2 separate regions of the Homo sapiens genome follow, and region 1 is linked to region 2. Evidence: chromatin contacts called from ENCODE Hi-C or POLR2A ChIA-PET data. All regions are on one chromosome and are shown on one strand. Each heading gives the region's core, a stretch centred on a gene start or an enhancer-like site at or near the end of the contact. The rest is flanking DNA. Distances are from core to core; before and after follow the strand shown. Region 1 holds the start of SRGAP1 (SLIT-ROBO Rho GTPase activating protein 1). Region 2 holds the start of DPY19L2 (dpy-19 like 2).

Region 1 (5,349 bases), core at 2,663-5,162, 180 kb after region 2:
GACTTAGGCATTAACCAATTTTACAGATAAGGAAAATTTGTAACCCATTTTACAAACTAAGGCCTAGAGAGAATAGTAATTTTTACCAGATCCCTTAGGAAACAGCAGATTTAGGATTCACCTCTGGGCACCCTGTCTCTGGGGCTTGTTTGCAACACACTGATTTAGGTCTAGACTCAGGCAACAATTCATTTCTAGGTGCTGCAATCTCTGCTGTCAACTTGTGCTTCCCAGGTGCAAATATGAAACAAATCCCAACAGCATCATGGATATGAATCCCATTTAGATGTGACTATGATTATCACCTAAGTAGGCTGCCTGCCTGGTCTCTCTTTCTCTATGGCTAACCCATCCTTCTACACTGCCAACAGTTATCTTTATAAAACACAAATCTGATCGTGATACTTCTCTACTTAAAAGGCTCCCTGCTGTCTGCAGAACTGTGTCCAAGATCTTAGCATGGCACAGGAGGACTCTCCCAGCTGGCCCTGACCTTCCTTCCAGCCTCTGCTTTCTCTTCACCGTACACTCTTACATAAGACAGCTCCACGTGAAATTAGGGCAGCCAGGGGTGCCATAGTATAACTGCCTGTGTGGTAAAATGAAAAAAAGACTGAAAAAAAAACTTAAAAAAAATTGGCATATTTTCTTTACATATATTCTGTTGCTATAAAGTAAAAAAAACTTGCTAAAATTAGATTTTAAAAAAGCAGTGCAATTAACAATGTCCACATACCCACATACTATCAGCTGACACATGCATATACATATATTACAATTTTTTACATTATTTTTCACCATCTAGCAGAGATCTGGTATCTTAGTGGAAGATATCTTGTCACTCTATTTGCAATTCCTCTAGAGTATAACACTCTTCCTTTTCCCTGGAATGCATCCCTTTTCCTCCCTAAAGTTGCCAGCTACTTACTATTCATCCTTTAAATCCAGCTCAAAACCACTCCTCTGCGAACTCTTACACCCAATCCTCTTATGCAGTCTGTTTTTCCATCCCCAGTGCTCCCAAGACTGGGAGTATTTCTATCTCTTACAGCATTATTGTACTGCTTGTAATTATTTATTTATACAGTAATAGACTGCATGATCCTTTCCGGCAGTCTTAATCTTTGAATCCCTAGTTCCTAGCGTGGTGTTTGGCACAGAGTTAAGAACTGGAGAGCCGATCACTGGATACATGAAAGAATGATCAAAGTCTAAAAGTCCCTACTTTCTTTAGATCTTGTGGGGAAAACACTTGAGGGGATACACCTTTGGACACATCATTTTGATAAATCAGGCCCATAATATTTGAGAATTGATTTGAAAGGAGTCAGTAAATATCTCAAGTGGTGTGAGTCAAAAAGGCTAACAGAACCAGGTGTGGTGGCTGATGCTTGTAATCCCAGTGCTTTGGGAGGCTGAGGTCGGAGGATTTTCTTTTTTTTTTTTTTTTTTTTTTTTGAGAAGGAGTCTCCCTCTGTCGCCCAGGCTGGAGTGCAGTGGTGCAATCTTGGCTCACTGCAACCTCCACCTCCTGGGTTCAAGCGATTCTCCTGCCTCCGCCTCCTGAGTAGCTGGGATTATAGGCACATGCCACCATGCCCGGCTAAGTTTTATATTTTTAGTAGAGATGGGGTTTCACCATGTTGGCCAGGCTGGTCTCGGACTCTTGACCTTGTGATCTGCCCACCTCGGCCTCCCAAAGTGCTGGGATTACTGGTGTAAACCACCGTGCCCAGCCAGAATCTTTTGAGGCCAGGAGTTTGAGACCAGCCTGGGCCATAGAGCAAGGCTTCATCTCTACAAAAAAGTAAAAATAATAAAAAAAAATTTAAAAGGCTGGCAAGGATGGATTTAAAGTACTTAACACAACACCTGAACCATGCAAAGATGGCAAGGTAAATTCTTCGTTATATTGTTCAAAAAGAGACTAGAGTTTGAGACCAGCCTGGACAACATAGGGAGACCCCCGTCTGTACTAAAATGAAAACAAACAAACAAATAAAATAAAAAGAGACTAGACACGATAGATCTTGTAAAAGGTATCTATTAAAAACGTGGCCGGGCGCCGTGGCTCACACCTGTAATCCTACCACTTTGGGAGGCCGAGGTGAGCGGATCACTTGAGGTCAGGAGTTCAAGACCAGCCTGACCAACATGGCAAAACCCTGTTTCTACTAAAGATACAAAAATTACCCAGGCACGGTGGCGGGCGCCTGTAGTCACACCTACTCTGGAGGCTGAGCCAGGAGAATCACTTGAACCCGGGAGGCGGAGGTTGCAGTGAGCGGAGCTCGTGCCCCTGCACTCCAGCCTGGGCGAGAGTGAGACCCCGTCTCAAAAAAAACCCCCAAAAAACAAAATCAAAAAACAAAAACAAAAACAACCGTAAAAGTACTAAGTGCAATGTAGTGTCCTGTGTTGGATCTTGGAACAGAAAAAATGACACTAGTCGAAAAAATTGGTAAAATTGGAATAAAATCTGGAGTTTAGTAAATAAATAAGCTAACAACGCCGTTAAGTGTGACGTGTTTCCATACCATCGCTTTCCTACCATCCTAGCTTCCCTATCTACTGTAGGAATAGAGGATATGGTGTTCAAGGTGGGTGTTTTTCTCCGCCTCGATTGAAGAGCTTCGCGCTCTTTGGATTAACAGCCAGGTCATTCACAATTCAGTGTTCAGTTTTTCTATTGGGGTCCAGCGTCTCGGAGTAACATCCCTTTGTGTCATGGATACATCCAACTCTGGACTTCCCCATTAGATTCTGGCAAAAGCCCCACCAGAGCCCCCGCCAGAGCCAGAAGGCGGTCCCTCAGGTCAGGAAGGGGTTTTCCTGCCGCCGGAGCCGCGACCTCGGCTAGCGGTGGAGCGGGGCTTCGGCGGAGGGAGGTGCGGGGCCTCGGCGGAGGGAGGTGCCGGGGGCGCCGCCCACGGCCTCCTGGGCTCGGCGCGCGGGGCCGGGCTGCGGTTGGCCACAAGAGGCATCCATCTTCCCGGACCAGCCAGGCGTTTCCTAGCGGAGCAGGGGCGGGAGCTTGGACGGAGAAGGGCACAGGCCGGAGCGCGGTCCGCTCCCGCGAGCCTGGCCCCGCCTGGCGGAGCCCCGAGGAGCCACCGCCCGCAGATCGCTAGCCGGGCGCCCGCGAGGCGCGAGCCGTGTGCGCACCCTCAACTTTGCTGCCGCCGGGGGCGCGGCTCCCGCGTGCGTGTGCGAGTGTGCCTGTCACTAGCGGCCTCCTGGGGGCAGCAGCGGAAAGGGGGACGCAGAGAAAGGCAGCCTCGGCGCACCGCGGCCAGGGAGGCAGAGGCCCCTCGCGGCGCCGGCTCTGGAGACCTAAACTCCGCCGGGGCTGTGCCCAGGGCGCGTCTGAGCGTCGCCGCCTTCACCCTCTCAGCAGCAGCGGGGACTCGCGTCAGGACTGCGATTCCTTTCGCCTGCCGAGCTGTAGCGGCAGTGTCTGCGGGCAGAGGAGCGGCGGCCGTGGCAGCAGCATCCCCAGCCCGGGCGGGACCCTTGAGCGCCGGAGCCGACAGCTGGAGGCAGGAAGGGAGGGTTGTGGCGCCCGAGCTGGGCGCGTTCCCAGCGCCTGCCCTCCGCCGCTGGCCCTGTCCCGGGCGCCCGGTGCGGGTCTCGAACAATGGTGCGGAGCGCCGGCGCGAGCCCCGCGCCCGCCCAGCGGCCGTAGAGGAAGTGGCCGGGCTCCCGGCGAGGTGGGCAGGGAGACGTCCCCCGCCACTCGCTGGCTGGAGTTTGCCTGCGCGTCCGGCCTCTCCCCCGGGGATCCCCTGGGATTACCGACGGAGCTCAATTTCGAGAGTATGGTGCCAGCGCCCGGGCTAATCTAGTCCTCTCTACTCGCTCTTTTTCCCCTCCTCCTCCTACTTCTCCTCTCCCTCCTCCCTTCCCTCGGGTCGGCGCTGCCTCTGGATTGCCTGCGTGTGGGAGTACAACTCTGCCTCTCCAAGGAGAACGGGTTGTGACCACTGAACAAAACTTGCCCATTGAAAGCAAACCCGGAACAGCTGGATAATGTCCACCCCGAGCCGATTCAAGAAGGACAAAGAGATCATAGCCGAGTATGAAAGTCAAGTCAAAGGTAAGGATGGGAGCGGCTGCCTTGCTCCTTTTGTGTGCCTTCTTGTCATTGTGCTCGTGGAGTTGCGTATCTAACTTGGTGTCTGCGTGGGAGGAAGGTGGTGAGGGGACAGCTCGAGCCCTGTCTGAGCCACCTGGGCTTCCTACAAGCCAGTTAGTTCCCAGTTGCAATCCCAGTCCCGTCAAACCCACGGGGAGCTGGAAACTGGGTGACTTCCCCCGCCAGCTGCCAGCCCGCATCTCTAATGGGGAGAGAACTGGCTTTAACTTAACCACCTTCAGCTGGGCAACTTATGTGGGAAGCAGGCAGCAGTGGAGGATCCTGTCCAGCTATTATTATCACCATCATTATTCTTTTTAAATGGTAGGATTGTCACTACGTAATTTTTTTACGGAATGATTTTTGTAAAGTCTGTGAACCCCAAGCGGTCTACAGCCTCATTGAGTGCAGGCTATTTCAGATATTTACACCACTCACCTATTTACACCGCTCACAATTTATTAGGGCGAGACCCCTTTTATTAAATAGCTCCCTAAAAGCCTGGCAGTTAAACGAAGCAGTGACTAGTGGAATCTGACTCTTCCTTTATAATGGGCCAGAATTCATTGCCATCTTTCACACTCACATGGGAATATTGCTTTATCATTTTCTGGAAGCCACTTGCATGTAAAATGAAGGTTTGAATATTTGAGTAGTAGTTTCAGTCCATTTACATTGTCAACTAATGAAGGAAACCTAATTAAGGCTGATTATTTTTACTTTCTATGCCTTGTGATTAAAAATATATATATTTTCTCTCCAATACAAGTATTTTGTTTTGTTACTGAAGTGTTTCGTAAACATATGTGTTACTTGAATTTTTTCCTCCTCTTTCCTGAGGTCTCAGGAGTAGCTTTCCTGATTGAGACAATGGATGGAATGTTGGGACCGCCACTGTTCTTTGACACATTCAATGCAAAGTTCATAAAGATTGCTATGTATACACCTGTGTTTATCTATGCACAGTCTTATGAAAGGGCTACGGAGAGAGGCATTACTGTACTTCCCTTGAGCAAGGGAGGAGCAGCCTGAGTGTTCTTTTGTGTGGTCAAGTTGTAAAAATGCCTGGAGTCCTGTGAGAGGACCTGGTGGAGAAATCCTGTATCATCCAGTGTGAATACAGACCAACTCATTGTGGACACTGCAGACACAATATGCAAGATAACTTAGGTTATCTTTAGGAGGACCCCTATAATGGAGTTATCTATAGGCTG
Region 2 (5,045 bases), core at 1,831-4,330:
CAGTGAGTCAAGATCACGCCACTGCACTCTAGCCTGGGAGACAGAGCAAGACTCTGTCTCAAAAAAAAAAAAAAAGTTATTTCACTAGCAACATATAATTACCATAAAATAAAGGAAGGTTTTAAATGAACTACACATACAAAATACACTAGAAAAGCTAGATATTTAAAGAAACGTGTGGTGAATTATTTGGTAAAGCAAAAATATTTTAATTCATAAGTGACTATTCCCCTAATGCATCTATTTTGTAAATGCTGTTTCACATATGAGGTTTGTAAAAAAGCAAAATACATGTATAAATTGGTGCACATAAAGATGTTCTACAAATATAGCCAGAAGTTATTGTTTTACTGTATGCAAAGAGTGATGGCAATTTTTAATTCAAATGTTTTTAAATATTTCAAACTGAAACTAAATCTTACCAATGTAAAATTGCCACAAAGACAGCTGGAATAAAGAAAAAAAGGAAAGTCATTAATAGCTGCTTTATTATAAAATACCATTAAAACAAGTATTTCAAATGTATTATTTTACATGTCTAGAAAGATAGCACACAAAGCAAGACGGCCAGCTAATCCTGTCTCTAAGAGCATAGGAAAAAATCCAGGACACAAAGCAAATTCTGAACAGAGCTTACCTCTCTGCAGCAGGGCTTGACAAGCAAAGGGAGAAACTTGAGAGGGTTTTTTTACTTCAGGTAATTGGTAAGAGTGATGGAATTATGGATGATTGTGACCTTTTTTGATTTTTTTCAGTATTATTTTCTATTCCTTTATATGAAATTTTTAAAAGAAGTAAGTATATACAGTATGCTTCAGGTAGTTCTAACCAAGACGAACCACTCTAGATCAGTTTCTCTAGCATTCATCAGAAGATGATTAAATGCAGGCAATCACTTCCTCAGCAGCACATCTAAAAGCCCCAATGTGCAGCTCAACCCTTGATGAATTGCAAGCTCTTTCCAAGAGCCCAGACCTAGGAGCTACTAGATGGCCTAGGAGACTAGTCTGGAGTCACCTGTGCCAACGCCCCATGTATACATAAGACTTCACCTGGGAGCTAGGAGACACTGCTCTGGGTATGGAGCTTTTACAGGAGCTGCAAACGCAGCCTGTGCCCGTTTGGTTGGGGAACTGCTTGTTTTCAATTCCTCTGGAGAGAGAAGAGTGGGTAATAGAACAAGTTAAAACACCACAAACTTTGCTTTTCTTATAGAGGTTCAGCATCTTTTCTTGAATTAATGTCCTTTAGATTGTTGTAAACCTTTGGTTAATTTCCAAAGTTTTGAAGAAAATGATTTTGATAATTTTCCAAGTATTTTCATTGTCGTCATGGAGGAGTGCATTTCCTTGGCTATTCCAGAAGTCCCACCTCCCTTCTGAGATTTTATAATGGTATTTCTTATGGTTATCCTAAATATACTTGGCAAGTCATCTTATAAACCACCAATAATAGCCTCTTAAAAACTCAAAAATTACTTCACTTGGCTAACAACATAAATGCAAATTAATTCAATAATTATTGAAGAAATTAAATTTTTAAAAATTAAAAAATTGCAGTGTTGAAATTCTCAACCATGCTTATCCAGATCTTTTCCTATATTACTAACTGTCCTGGGCTTATCTTAAATACTTCTCGGAAGATTTACTTGTTTTATACCAGGATAGGCAAAGTATGGCCCATGGTGCATTTTTGGACTGTATGCAAGCACGGTTGCTATAATTTTTAAAAGGTTGAAAACTTTAAATGGTTGTAAAGATGCTCATTAACTGTTTATTAGGCTTCATTAATTTTAAAATATACAGAGACTATCCTGTTCAACTATATTTGTATCCTATTTCTAATTCTCCCAACAATTATATACACTGGCAAAAACTCTTCAGATGATATATAAGGAAAAGGTCAAATATACTACCAAATTCATCCAGCTTTCCAAAGATGCTCAAAATCTTTCTGTGTCTCTCACTCCCTCCCTTAACCCACATACCACATCTGAAAAAAAATGATATGGTGTAACGATGCCAGTATTCTAAATGCTTGAAGGGCTTATCACATGCCCTTTCCAAGCTGTGACAGAAGAATGTCCCCTGGACCACGGCATCCTATCAATCTCACCTCTGAAGGTGACCCAGCCTCATACTTCACTGAAACAAAGACCATTAGACACCAACACTCCCAACTTCTTTTATTTCCACTTTAACATTTCTCCATATAGTAATCCTCACTTTTCTACTCCCTGCCATCTCAGAAAAGGAATTCTCTCTCCTCTTTTCCACAGTTAGCTTCTCAAATTTGTACCTTTAATTCTACCCCTCCCAAATATTGCAAGACTTGCTCCACTAATTATTTCCTCTCTTGGAATCTTAATCTCATCATCTTCTCTTGATCCTTCCCCTCAGCCTTTAAAACTCCTAGACCTTAAAACACTCTCTGCGATCTGACAGCCCTTCAAACCAATATACTCCCTATCTCTCTCTCTCCCCTGGTTCAATGACAAGATCTTTGGCCAACTTCTTTCTACTCGGACCTTGCTATTATTTCCTACTAGGCACCCACAAACCCTTGCTTGTTAAACTGATCTCCTTCAAGACTCAAGAAAAGCGCCATGCGGCTCCCTCCTAGGGCTCTCCTGCCCTCTCCTCACCGATGCCGAGAGTGGTTCTGCTGGAGAACCGCCGCGCCTGCAGTTCCTGCACCTTTTCCCGGAGCTGCGCCAGGGAATTACGGACGAACTGGAAGGGGCCGAGAAGAAAGGTCTTGGCCACCACCTCTAGCTCCAAGCCTTTTCGCTCTTTCAGACTTTGGATCCTCCCCGGGGAGGACCTCCAGGAGCCCCTTGGCAGTTTCCCGCCGCCTAGGGCCGACTTTTCCATCTCCTCCTCTACCTCCGGCTCCCGGGCGAGGGAGGCCCCGCGCCGCCCCTTAGACTGGCTGCGGCCGGAAGATTGCAGCCGCTTTGAGCTTACTCCTTGTTTTCTCATAATCAAGGAGTATGGTGGAGCTGGGTCAATTTCAGGCACAGCCCAGCCGAGTCAGGCGAGGTCCAGAGAGACCTGACTCGCCTGGCAGCCTCAACGGACTTGTCCCCGCAGCCGTTGCGGACCTCCCGGTCGTCATGGCGACTGTGAAATGTGGGGTGGGGCGCATGCGTTGGAAGCCATTCGCGCGGGCAGTCCCTGAGTGTCCCCTCACGTGCTCCCCAGCGCGAGCAGCACCCCCGCCTCTGCGCTTCCCAGAGCGTGCAGCTTCCGGTGAGGGCAGCCCCACGCACAGCCCCCCACACCCTCCCCAGCGCCTGCAGCCTCCGGTGCGCGCAGGCCCCAAGCCCACATGCGCAGTCCTCACCTTGCGCGCAGCCCCATGTACAGCCCCGGACGGGCTCCCAGCCCCACTGGCGCAGAACCCATCACCGCTTGCCCTTCACGCGCTTCATTGGGAGTGCAGCCCCCACCCCGAGCGCGCAGCTCCACGCAGCCTCTCCACACTCTCCCCAGCGCCTGCAGCACCCCCAGTGCGCACAGCTCTGCCAGTCGCTTCCCCGGGCGCCGCCCCTGCACCACTTCGGCCCATAACCTTGCGGCGACTGTCTGAAGAACTTCCCGTGGTTTCATTCTTTTCTTCGGGTTTAGTCTTAGCTGTGACATTTTAACCAAAAGATTACACGTTAATTAACGAGGTATTAAAGGGAAAGATCTCAGCTGAAAGAAATGACTGTAGGAAGTGTGTCAGGGAAGCCAACGGAACCGCCGGCCCGCCGGCGGTGCGCCCGGCATTAGGAACGTCTCTACTCCCCTACGATCGCTGAGGTATCGGACAGTCAGTGCCCGTTGCCAACGCAGAGGGAACGGGCCGAGACTGCGGGCAACAAGTGGCAGAGCCGGCGTGAGTCCGGTGGGTCTGATCCCAGAGCCTCAGGTTGACGCCACTTCCTTGGCACGGGACAGCGTTTACTGAATCTTAGAGCAAAATGCTTTTCCAATAAGGTTCCTCAGAAGTCATCAGCCCTAGGAGCGGTGTGCTCAAGCGCTTTCAGCACCAGCCAGGACCAACTAAGAGGGGAGCGCTTAGCTCCCAGTCACCGCACAGCCCTACAAGAGGCCAAAGCGGCTGGCACAGATGCACTGGGGCCACTGACATTTTCCATGTCCTCTGTCACGGGCCACATGCTGGAGCCCACACCGCTTCACTTCCCATCTGTTTGATGATGGATCACATTGAACTCCCATACCCTAACTGACCAATCTAAAGCCTGGCTCATTGTGGCCAGGTTAATTTTTCCTGATGCAACACAGCACAAAAATGTTCGTGGCCCACAAATCAAGTCCTAGGCTTGCTCACCAATGCCTTCAATATTTGCCCAATATACCTTTTCAACTTTAATTTCCCACTTCCTCGGGCACAAAATCTTCCATCTCAGTCATTTCAGGTAAAGTCCACAACCTGAGACATCATAACTGCTGAATTCCTTTATTCATGTGGAAAAGCCATCCCTTGGCTTTTGCATCCTTTTCTCCCTGCCCATCTGAATGCTGTCACCTTCCAAGCCCCAGCCCATTTCTCCAGCCCATATTAATTATGCTTTTTCTGAAGGTCTAGAGCACTTAACTGACAGTACTATTTATCTTCTCACTCAGTTAAATTCAGTAAGTGCTACTACTGCTCATTTTTTGTTTTGGGAGATTTTTTTCAAGCAGCATTTCTGCATTCCTGGCATTGTGTTTGGTGCTCAAAATGTTTTCTCACTTAATCATGCAATGACTGTATGCAAATTTTAAAATCAAGCATCAGGATGTAGTTATTTGCCCAAGTTTTAACAGCTAATAAATTCTATCTATCCAATACTGCATTTAAAATACAAAGTATTTACGGTGGTTAAGAAGAATATATTCTTGAATGGCTAGGCAAACTCAAAGCACCTTATTTTAAAATATGACTGTTTTAATGTGTTTTGGAACAATAAGTGAAGTGGAGTGATTGTTTTTCTTTTTGGTCAGTTTGGTTTTTCTGGAGTTTCCAATTGCCTTTTGCATCACTTGGTGTCCTGA

The links. Hi-C counts contacts between places; a loop is a spot of excess contacts on that map. ChIA-PET counts read pairs that join two places held with the same protein, here RNA polymerase II (POLR2A). Pooled maps may share reads with other maps.
Region 1: a pooled map shows a loop between it and region 2 (5-fold over the local background). The contact joins the promoter of SRGAP1 here to the promoter of DPY19L2 in region 2. A Hi-C loop is called at or near these places in 1 of 37 single-sample maps with no recorded cell type and 8 of 50 pooled maps. POLR2A ChIA-PET finds 5 or more read pairs at or near these places in 1 of 52 experiments (Panc1).

What each region holds. Positions count from the first base shown.
Region 1 is chr12:63,840,788-63,846,136 of GRCh38, forward strand. It overlaps SRGAP1 (SLIT-ROBO Rho GTPase activating protein 1), which reads left to right and starts at 3,913. Exons shown (of 22, transcript NM_020762.4): 1 at 3,913-4,096. The coding sequence starts at 4,030. RefSeq lists silencers at 2,846-3,265, 3,326-3,385, 3,496-3,755 and enhancers at 2,918-3,419, 3,420-3,919.
Region 2 is chr12:63,665,413-63,670,457 of GRCh38, forward strand. DPY19L2 (dpy-19 like 2) reads right to left here and starts at 3,081. Exons shown (of 22, transcript NM_173812.5): 1 at 2,645-3,081; 2 at 423-447. The coding sequence starts at 2,981. RefSeq lists enhancers at 2,978-3,037, 3,487-3,988, 3,989-4,488.